Linked DNA regions of Mus musculus: all the other regions are linked to region 3. Evidence: chromatin contacts called from ENCODE Hi-C or POLR2A ChIA-PET data. All regions are on one chromosome and are shown on one strand. Each heading gives the region's core, a stretch centred on a gene start or an enhancer-like site at or near the end of the contact. The rest is flanking DNA. Distances are from core to core; before and after follow the strand shown. Region 1 holds the start of Ssbp2 (single-stranded DNA binding protein 2). Region 2 overlaps Atg10 (autophagy related 10). Region 3 holds the start of Atg10 (autophagy related 10).

What was found. Hi-C counts contacts between places; a loop is a spot of excess contacts on that map. ChIA-PET counts read pairs that join two places held with the same protein, here RNA polymerase II (POLR2A).
Region 1: a map of left cerebral cortex shows a loop between it and region 3 (9-fold over the local background). The contact joins the promoter of Ssbp2 here to the promoter of Atg10 in region 3. A Hi-C loop is called at or near these places in 16 of 37 maps with a recorded cell type or tissue (Patski, T-helper 1 cell, gastrocnemius and 4 more). POLR2A ChIA-PET finds 5 or more read pairs at or near these places in 2 of 5 experiments (Patski and embryonic stem cell).
Region 2: a map of left cerebral cortex shows a loop between it and region 3 (1.9-fold over the local background). The contact joins the enhancer-like site here to the promoter of Atg10 in region 3. A Hi-C loop is called at or near these places in 1 of 37 maps with a recorded cell type or tissue (left cerebral cortex). POLR2A ChIA-PET finds 5 or more read pairs at or near these places in 2 of 5 experiments (Patski and embryonic stem cell).

Annotation. Positions count from the first base shown.
Region 1 is chr13:91,459,276-91,462,792 of GRCm38, reverse strand. Ssbp2 (single-stranded DNA binding protein 2) reads right to left here and starts at 1,696. Exons shown (of 17, transcript NM_024272.4): 1 at 1,545-1,696. The coding sequence starts at 1,606.
Region 2 is chr13:91,093,108-91,096,422 of GRCm38, reverse strand. All of the region lies in intron 3 of Atg10 (autophagy related 10), which reads left to right. Among named protein-coding and RNA genes, the nearest start is that of Atg10, 130 kb to the left of the region's middle. Within about 2 kb of position 2,035, at least 1 of the 3 ENCODE cell types and tissues checked has a DNase peak (open chromatin) inside an H3K27ac peak, as active enhancers do; it is left cerebral cortex, where a contact is called at or near this core.
Region 3 is chr13:91,222,242-91,225,372 of GRCm38, reverse strand. It overlaps Atg10 (autophagy related 10), which reads left to right and starts at 1,386. Exons shown (of 8, transcript NM_025770.3): 1 at 1,386-1,434.

The sequences.
Region 1 (3,517 bases), core at 447-2,946, 240 kb before region 3:
TTATATTCCTTGTCACAGCAAGATCTTTAAAATACCAGGGGTGAAGGAATCAAAAACATCTCTCCATTAATGTTGTTGTTGTTGTTGTTGTTGTTGTGTTTTGTTTTCCTACATCAGGGCCTGCCACCTCTAAACCCTATGGGAATTGTGTGTGTATTGCTGCCAACACAAAGATTAGAACATGTTCCCCTCCCTGGGGCACAACAAACTTTCAAGGGTATGACTAACTGCCTAAGCAAGGGGGGTAAACTCCGTAGCCTACACATTTGGATTTTTTTATTTACCAAGCTGTTTTTGTATGCAAGAGACCCAGAGTACCTCTGAGAAGGACTTGCTCTCCCCCAGCCTGAGTCCCCTCAGCAAGACAGTATGTTCAATGACAAGGATAAGCTTGACGCCCCCCCCCCGCCCCCAGCAGACCCAGTACAGGGAATCAGTCTGAACATCTGCACATAGGAAAAAGGGGGGGGGGGAGGGTTCTTCCTCGGTGTCAGAGTCACTATTCGCTCTCATTTTAGTAACAACCAAATCGCCGTTACAAGTACACAAGAATAGCAGCCAACTAGCCTGCTCCGCAGCGTGCCGCGACCGTGGCACCTCGGCTCCCCAACGTCCTCCGGGTTCCCACCGAAGTTACCACCTGTATCCCCCACGACCCAGCGGAGCGGCTTGTGCCCAGCATCTCTGCCGCAGCCCCCACGCCGACCCGCGTCGGGTCCACACCGCGGGCAGCCCTCCTCGCGGCGCCGCCACGGCCCACGGGACCTGCCCTCCGCGCCCGCGGCCACCAACCCCCGGGGACACCGCAAGTCTCAAAAAGTTCTGGGGCCGCCGCCGAGCCGGTGTGCGGCGGGAGGCAGGAGCGCCAAGCTCTCGCGACCGACCCCGCGCGGGCCAGCACACACTCTCCCTCCGGGAACTCGGCGCTCCCACTCCCAAACTTCCCCCGCCGCCCCGGACCCGCCCGCCAGCCAGCTCGGCCTGCGCCGGGAGAACCCGCGGACCCGCGTCTCTGCGCCCGCCCGCCCGCCCGGCCCACGCCCGCACTTGCCCTCCGCGCCCCGCGGGGCCCCGCTTCCGCCCGCCCGGCCCGCCGTCCTCTCCCCTCTCCACGCTCGCGGGCCCCCGCCGCGGCCCCGCCGGACCCCGGCCGCCCCGCAGCCCGCGCCCCCCAGGCCCGCCGCGCGCCGCGGCCCGGCCGTCCTGGACCACAGCTCCAAAGTTACTTTGCGAGGAGGTGAAGCCGCGGGTGGTTCCCCTCAACCACCCAAACAAGTTTCCATCCCCGCCGCCGCCGTCCCCCCGCCACGCGCGTCCCTCCCGCCGCCCGCTGCCCGCGGCCACCCACCCGGGGGGCTCCCCCGTGGAGGCAGGCGGCCGCTCCCCGGAGCCGCGCGCCCCCGCCCCGCGCCTCCCCCTGCAGCCCACCCCCGGCTCCCCCGCGGCGGGGCGGCCGTGTGGCTGCGGTTCCCGGAGAGTGCGAGTGCGTGCGCGAGTGTGCGCGCGTGCGAAGGCGGAGGTGGCTGCGGCGCGGAGACACTCACTTCTCCCGGGCCTGGCTGTCGGACGGGACGGCGCTGCTGTTACTCTTGCCTTTGCCGTACATGCTTGTGCCGAGAGCAGCTCCCACTGTCACGCACCTGTCAACCCATCACAGCCTCCCCGGGAACAGCCCCGTCCCCATGGCGACCCACGCAGCCACCCCCACCATTGGCCGCCCCACGCCAGAGCTCCGCCCTCCTCGCCCTGGCAACGCGCGAGACTGACAGGCCTCCCCTCCCTCCGGCCTGCCGGAGCGCGCGGCGGCGGCTCGGCCTAAGCGGCAGTCTCCTCCCTCCCTCCCTCCCTCTCCCGCTCCCTCCCTCCCTCCCTCCTTCCCTCTCCGCCGCGCTCCCCCTCCCGCTCTCCTTCCCCCCTCCCCCTCCGAACCCGGGCGCTAGGGGGGAATTAGAAACTGCTCTAGAAGGATTTTAAACAACTGGCTGTTCCCTCCGCCGCCGCCCCGCCCCCCGCGCCGCCCGCGCCCGGCTCCTCACTGGAGAGAAGGCGCGGGGAGGAGGGGAAAGTGCGGCCTGGAGTGCCTGGCAGCGACTGCGGAACGGGAGTCGCGGCGGCCCCAGACTTCGGGGCGCCCGGCGAGTCCACAGGCGGACCCGCGGACCCGGCGCCGGGGTCCCGCCAACCTCCTCTCCCGCTCCTCTCCGGCCAGGCACCCCGGGTCCGTACCCGCGGTTGATCTCATCCCTCCTGTCTGGGGTGTCGCCCCAATCCCGTTCCCGGAGGGCCAGCAGGCCGGGGACGCCCGCTCTGAACCCTCGACCTTCTGGCTCAAGGACTGAGCGAACCTCTGTCTCTCCCTGGGAGGCACCGTGCCTCCCATTGGGGCGCCCGCTGAGGTGCTGTCGCCGGCTCTGAAGTCAAGCCCTGAATCCCAAAGGACCACCCTCCCTGGCGTCTGCCTCCTGTCTAAGAGGGGACTACACCCCCTCCCCTTCCCAAAGAGGTCAAGAGACCGACTCGTGGGACCGCAGTGGCCCAAGGCCTGGGTCCCTACCTCCCCAGTACTCTGCACAGACCTGCAGCAGACCAGGGGCCCAGGCATTCTCTACTCGGCCTGCTTTTATAGTTTGGATGGGCAATGTCATTTCAATTTGACCCTTGGACTGGAAAGATTCAGAGAAGGCCCTGAAAGACATCCCTGTATTTGCCCAGCAGAATAGGCCGCAGAGCCCAAGATGTGCAAAGCTGTGCCCAAGCTGAAAACTCCCGGAGAATATTTTTGGATCCAAGTCCCTAATCTCATTTCAGTGAATGCGCAAAAGTTTCTCAAGACACACGCAACCTGGTTTCTGATAGACTCCATCCTTTATTTTGTTAAAGATCCTTGGCTGTAAAATCAGACAGAGTAGAAATCCGGTTGAGAGAAGAGATGAGCTTCAAATGGGAGGTGACAGGGGAAGAGAGGTGCCATTGGGGTAGGACATGGAGACCTCAGAAAAGCATGAATAGAGGAGTAACGGTTATGCTAAGGAAAGGAAATAACATTCAAATGAGGAAGCATACCTTTCTATTGCACACAGCTTTAAGCATTTAGCAGTAGGATCATAAAAATGCATATGGAGATGCAGAGATAGATGGAAAGGAAAGAAATGGAGTTTGTGGGTTCTGATAGCAAGTGACAGAAATAAAACAGCAGAAGGTTAAAGAAGGGCAGTGAGTGAGACAGAGGGAGAGAATCAAAACGGGCTGGCAACTGAGCATCAATCAAAGACTGGGGGAAATAAAGAGGACGGACTTCCACTGTTTTTGAGGGAAATGAAGGTGGAAAGTAAACTATAAAAAGAGGGAAAAAGAATAGAAGAAACAGTCCAATGGAGGAGGCATGAGCATGACAAAAATAATGGAGGGCAGGCATGGCTTTTAAAAATATACATTTCTATAGAATAGACAATAATTACGCCAGTAAAAGAAGTGAGTATAAAGAAAGTATACAAGGTGACATTGGCTTAACTAGATT
Region 2 (3,315 bases), core at 786-3,285, 130 kb after region 3:
AGAGTCACAGGGTCTTAGAGTCACAGGGTCCTCTTTATTTTCTAGCAGTCACTTGCTGCTGATGGACTGCTAACACTTAGATGCATTCTTCCTATATGAACATGTCACGTGCTAAATATTCTCTTGTATTTTCTTTGGTCTGTAAAACTCATCCAAGTTTTATGTAGATATTAGTTCATTCTGTTTTTCTCTTTGTTTTTAAAATTAATCATCAATTTAAAATTTTTTTCAATTTTTATCACAATGTACACAGTTATAAGTATGATACATAAGTCAGCATGTGTCGTTTGTTTTTCTTTATTCTATTCAAGCAGTTTATGTAAGCCTGGTTTTCACCTACTATGACTCTCCAGCTAACAAGGGACAGTCAACAAGTCAGTCTTCCTTTGGCTGTAACCTTGGGATTAACTGAAGGGAAGACAGAGGGGGCAGCTCCGAGCTCAGACACCTGATGTATTCAGTTAACTTTCAGGGGAATGGAAGGATCTGAACCTTTAGAGATCTGCCGTCTGAAGGGGATATAGAAGTCACTTCCTTGGTAAAGCGATGTAAGATTATGCTGCATAATCATAGAGAATACCTATTATTTTGAGGAAGACATCTGAATATAACACTGTATCCAGTTAAAGATATATTTGTTTCCGAATGTCTGGTGTTTATTGGTCTTGTAGGTGTTTTGAAACAAGCATGGTACTGCAGATTTGTCTTGCGTTGATTTATGTTGCATCAGTCTGGAAAGAACTAGCTGCTATAACAAATACCCAATAAAGTCAGTGTTTGACACCACCATGCATTTGCATGTGATGACATCATCAGAGGTGGAGCCTCAATGGATTTTCCACAGAATTTCACTGGTAGTTTGCTCTATAATAATTACTGACTACTTGGACAACTGAATTACCATAAGGAATGAGCAAGGTGTAGCTGTTTTTTAATACTATATTTCCATTTTATAACAAACCACATCTTAAGTTTTTATGCTCATTCATCGTTTATATGATGGTAAATTAAAATAAATCATGTTTTGAATAATTTTCTTGCACACTTCAAGATGTCTTTTTGGATATTGTCTAAGCCTGCTAACTTGTAGCTCCAGAACCTTGTTGCCTCATTAATAAAGCACCGAATAACTTAAAGTGAAATGACTCATTGTATAGCAAAGAATCGCTGTTAGATCTTCTGAGCTGTACGTTTTTTCTATAGTCATGTATGTAACTGTAGATTTCGGTGAGGATGCCCTCTGAACACTAGAGGACATATTTGTGAGCTGAAAGTCCACATTTAAATCTCAGGATTGGACAGTCTTGCTCAAAAGATACAAGCTCAGCAGTTTCAAGGCTGGATGACAGCGAGTCTGGAAATTAATAACCTTCTGTACTCTACTCTGACCTGCGTCTGCCATCTACTCTGTGCCTGGCTGCTGTGGTCCCATGGCACCTCACCTGAGGGAGAAGCACCCACTCATTAGCCAGTCTCTCTGCTCTGGGCATCTACAGAGGTAAATGTCAAGAATTTTAGTATAGGAATGACAGCAGCACCCATTATACCCTATACCCTTGTTCTTGTTCACTCAAAAGCGCTTAAAGAAAACCAGTTTTCCCCATACGCAGAAGGGTTAAAAGGGCTGCTGTACTCTTGCACATCCCCTCGCCACACAAGCAAAGAGTGGGGTAAACAGTTACGGAAACGGAGCCAAATGTACACGTTGTTTTTCCTATCTGGCTTTTTCTGACTAGCCTGGTGCTTTTAATATTGCTGCACTTCATCTTCATGGATAGTGTGCACAAAGCCTTAATTTCCAGCACAGAAGGATAATGGCTCAGTGATCATTGGCTTTCTCTAAAACACAACCGAACATAAGCCAGGAGGCTGAGAAAGGGAGCTGTTCTTTAAAATGGCCTTGAAATGGTGTATGCAGTCAGGTGGCTGTGACGCTTGTTCACCACAGTGTGGGGTCTTTTTCCACGGCACACCTCAGGGACTTAAAGTGTACCTCACCCGGTTGGCCGGGGAATTGTAGGCAGCTGTATACTCACTCACACAGTGTTGGAGACAGCCGCAGCAGCACCGTGTCAGTAACAGAGGATGTTCCCTCCTGCCCACTTCTTAGCTACAGAAACCCACTGGCCTGTGGTGTTTTGTTGTTTCAGCTACAAGGGTGAGATCTCCTTTAGCCTGCTAGGCAAGGGAGGTTTTAGAATAGAGGTAAAAACTTATCAAACAGCTGTTTGTTTTAAAATAGGACATTGATCTTTAACAGTGGTGTCTGTACTGATCTTAGGTTAATCTTATTATGTTATCTTTTAAAAAGTCATCATAACTAACATCATAGTTTGTGTGTGTGTGTGTGTGTGTGTGTGTGTGTACAGAATAGCTGCAGGTGTGAACAATCACTCCCTGGCCCCTAGCTTGTTTTATTTAATTTTTTTTTCTGTGATCAAGCAGAGAACCATTTTAAACAACTGAAATGGAGGACATAAGGAAGTAACAAAGAACAGTCTGAGAGTTAGTGCTGTGCTAAGTGGGGGACCCTTCTCCAACTTCGTGTGATGGCATGCTGTATAGAAAAGGCTCTTTCAGCAAGTGTTTAGGAAAATATGTTCCAAAAGATCTGCATAACATTAGTGTAACCAAGTGTTCCTCTCTGTGGCTTCCTGTTTTGGAATTAAATGCCTTCAGGGTACTCAGAATAACTCTGTTTAGAAACACAAGAAGAGTTTAACCCCTTATGTTCCTGATCAGACTTTTAAAACATAAACATGAATTAGAAAGCAAAAGGACCTTATTCTGTTCTATAGCTCAAAAAATTCACTCTAAAATAAGAAGAGTTTTTACATAAAGTTGGTGGTTTAGTTAAAAAGCAAAAACATAAACAAAAATTATCATTAGAACAGTGAGGTCAGTTTTCTTTCTTTATAAACAGTTTTTAAAGACAATCCTTTTCCTATAAGTGGGTAATTTCCGCATGAGTTCACGGTGAGTTCCTAGCCTGGCTGTTCCCAGAAAGTGCAGGGTACAAGGAAGCTCAACCTGGGTGTCTTTCTTTGTGCTGTTTGAGTTCCCTGTTCTTGAATTGCTGCTGCAAGCCAGCAGAGGGAGCACCCAACAGTATTAGAGCTTAATAAAGCATCACATTTTCCTCCTTCCCCGTCATTAAAAACGATGTCTACAACCAATCATCCATTGATTATATATTTTCACTGTGTCGATTCAAGTGTAAATATGTTGCTTTTTAAAAGGGAGACGTAAAGGGACCTTATTTATGCAGTTCGCTTCTGTAAACCTTCATTAAATATGGAACTTTAAGACTGATAA
Region 3 (3,131 bases), core at 137-2,636:
TTTTACATGGGCAGGTTTTTTTTTTTTTTGGTAATTTTTACTTTATTTTTAGAAAATAATAAAGCAGACTTGGCTGCTCTAGAATTTCCTCTATAGCCCAGATTGGCCTTGAATTCCTCTTGCCACCACCCCCTATTACTTCACTGAGTGCTGGGGTTATAAGCATGAGCTGCCATACCCTACAAATAACTTCTTATCCTTCAAAACAAACTAACACGTCAAATAGAAGCAGGTTAAGATGTTCCAAGCTTTAATCCTAACACTTAGATGTAGAAGTATTTACAGTTCCAGGCTAGCCTAGGCTACAGATTCCTTCTAATTAAAAAATAAATTAAATTAGGTGCTACCAATTAATTAATAGTTGCTCAAAAAAGTTAAAGTTCATTTTTACAAAACTGTTTTAAAACTATTTTGTGTGTGGCAAAATGTCACTTTTTTTGGTTTTTGTTTTGACAAACAAAATAGTGGTTTAATCATCAATAAAACCAACAATCAGAAACTACCATCCTTCTACCATCCTTCTAACTTCTAAGCCCCTTTTAAAGTTAGCCCCTTCCCCATCTTTTGCCAGTGGTCACTACAGATCTATGTTCTGTCCAATTATAAAACAAACTCAGAACACATACACACACACACTGTTAACCTTTTATTTCGAAACAATATGGACTTACAGGAAATTGCAAAACCATTACCTAGAGTCCCAGGAATTTATTAGCTACTTAACATGGTAATCTTACACTACTTGCTCAAGACCAAAATTTCCCTTTTCACATTTGAAGACAGCAGTTTCATTTTGCCTGTTTCTTTTCTAAGAAATACTGTACTGTTTAAAGGACCAGACATGCTTTTCCTGAGATATTCTATCGGTCCCCATAACCCCTAAGACTCCTACATCTTCTGGTATTTTCCTTGGCCCTACCATTGCCTCTTGGTTTCATTTTACTGATTGGTATTTTCTGATTTTTGTGCTGCAAATGATACAGTTACTAGCATTCGAATTCCTAACTTCTCGCCCCAGCCTTAAATGGGTGGCAGTGACCACCTCATTTAGCTGGTACTGCTCTCTAGGCTCTTGGGGATGCTCGCGGCCCTCATCCTGGCTCGCACTCTACTTGTCACGAGTCCCCTGTTTATAGCCAGGCGTCTAGAATGACTGCGTGTGGGGAAGGGAGTGCAGATACCCTGGCTCGGGGTTGCCCCTGCCTGGCCGAGAGCACCAAGCGGGTTAGGCTCCGGGAAAGTGAAGGCTGCTGGCGCCCGGGTTGCAGGAAGGTCTCGCCCGGACGTCACCGTGCAGCCCCACTGCGCATGCTCACCGCAGCGCGGGCAGAGCTCCTCCGCTGCCGTGTCGCTCCTGCGGTCCCGGCCCCGCCCCGTCCCTCCCCGCTCCGCCCCGTGCGCGCCGCCGGCTCCAGGTCAGGGCGAGCGAGCGGGGTGAGTACACCTAACCTCGGCGACCTAACCACGGCGGTACCTCCGCCGCTGCCTGCAGCCCTCGCCCGCCTCCTGGGACCTGAGAAGGGTGGAGGATCGGCCAGCCAGTAACAGGCCTGGGAGGTGGGCGCGGGCCGCCCAGGCGACCTTTCCACCTTGTGCTAGGAATGTGCTCACGTGACCTTGAAACAAAGGAAGTTAAGTGACTGGCAGGCTTTTCAGATTTGCAGCCAACACAACCTCCTCCCCCCATAATCTATAAAACCGGGAAGGTGGGGGAGGGGGGCGGAGATAAAGGACTAGTTAACTGATTTATAGAAGCCATACTTGCATCTATAGTGATAATTATGAAAATCTTGGTAGTAAAGCCCAGGGTTTCAGAATCAAAATGGAGCCCCATTTTCTGCAGTTACATGTTTTCGGCAAGATGTAAATTGTTTCCAACTGTAAGGAAAAAACAAAACAAAACAAAACAAACCAACCAGAACAGTCTTGGGTTTGTTTTTGAGAGAGATTTGTACTATGTAGCCCACGCTGGCCTGGAACTCTAAACAACCCTGCCTCTGTCACACAAGTGTTGGGATTCCTAGTGGGCACTCTCATGCCTGTTTTACCTATCTTGAGCCTCTTGCCTCAGCCTCTCCTCAGAGAAGCTGAGTTTATAGACCCCCATCTCAGGTTACAGGGGCCATCAGCTTCCCTCCAGTGCTTGTGTTCATGTTTTAAGTTCTCTTTGACAATTGGCTTCCTCTTTCTAAGTGCAATAGTTCTTTTCCAAAGGCTTACTTTGGGTCATTATAATGTGACAGTGGCCCCCACTGTGGTGATGAAAGTGAACATTTATGATGGTTAGGGTTGGAGAACACAGACCCTGTGCAGGACTCAAGTCTATTTTAGGATTCCAGGTACCATTGCTCCTCATTGCTTCCAAAGTGTCCGATATTGACAGGAAAAAATGACACAGAATGAAAAACTTAGCAGAAAAAAAAAAATTCAGAGCAACAAGGGAGTTAAAAGTCTCACAGAGCAGTTTTAAAGACGTCATGCCTGAGCTTGATGGCCTATCCCTCTCACCCAAGTGTGGGGCAATGGGCTATACACACCCCAGCCTGGCATAGCTAGAGGCAGAGCTACCTCCATTTTGAGGCTAGCCTGCACTATGCATGGCTAGATCCTGTCTCAATGAGCAAAAAAAAAAAAAAAAAAAACCCAGAAAGTTGTTATTTATATTTTAATGGAAGAAACTAGAGTAAATAGTTCTAAGCTGGATTCATTTGAATATGGAATATTTCAAGATTAGGGTGTAGATCTTACTATACAAAGTGGGGATATCTAAGACAGTGCTTTAAAAATTATATCTTTCCCTGTCTAGATTTTCTAGATTAGGCTAGCCTTGAGCTTCCTGGACAGCTAGGGCTGACCTTAAGCTGATCCTGTCTCCACTTCCCAAGTTCTGTGTGTATTAAACACAATGCCCAGTTTATGTGATGCTGGGAATTGAACTCAGGCCTTTGTGCAGGCTAGGCAACCATGCTGCCAACTGTACCACACTACCCCCACAGTTTTATATTTTAGACAGGGTCTTACTGAGTCCAGTCTAGTCTAGAACTCACCATCATGTTGCCTCTAGAGCATAAACATCTACTACCATGCCCAGAACAAATTATATCTTGATAGCACTTTTTAACGTTCAATAA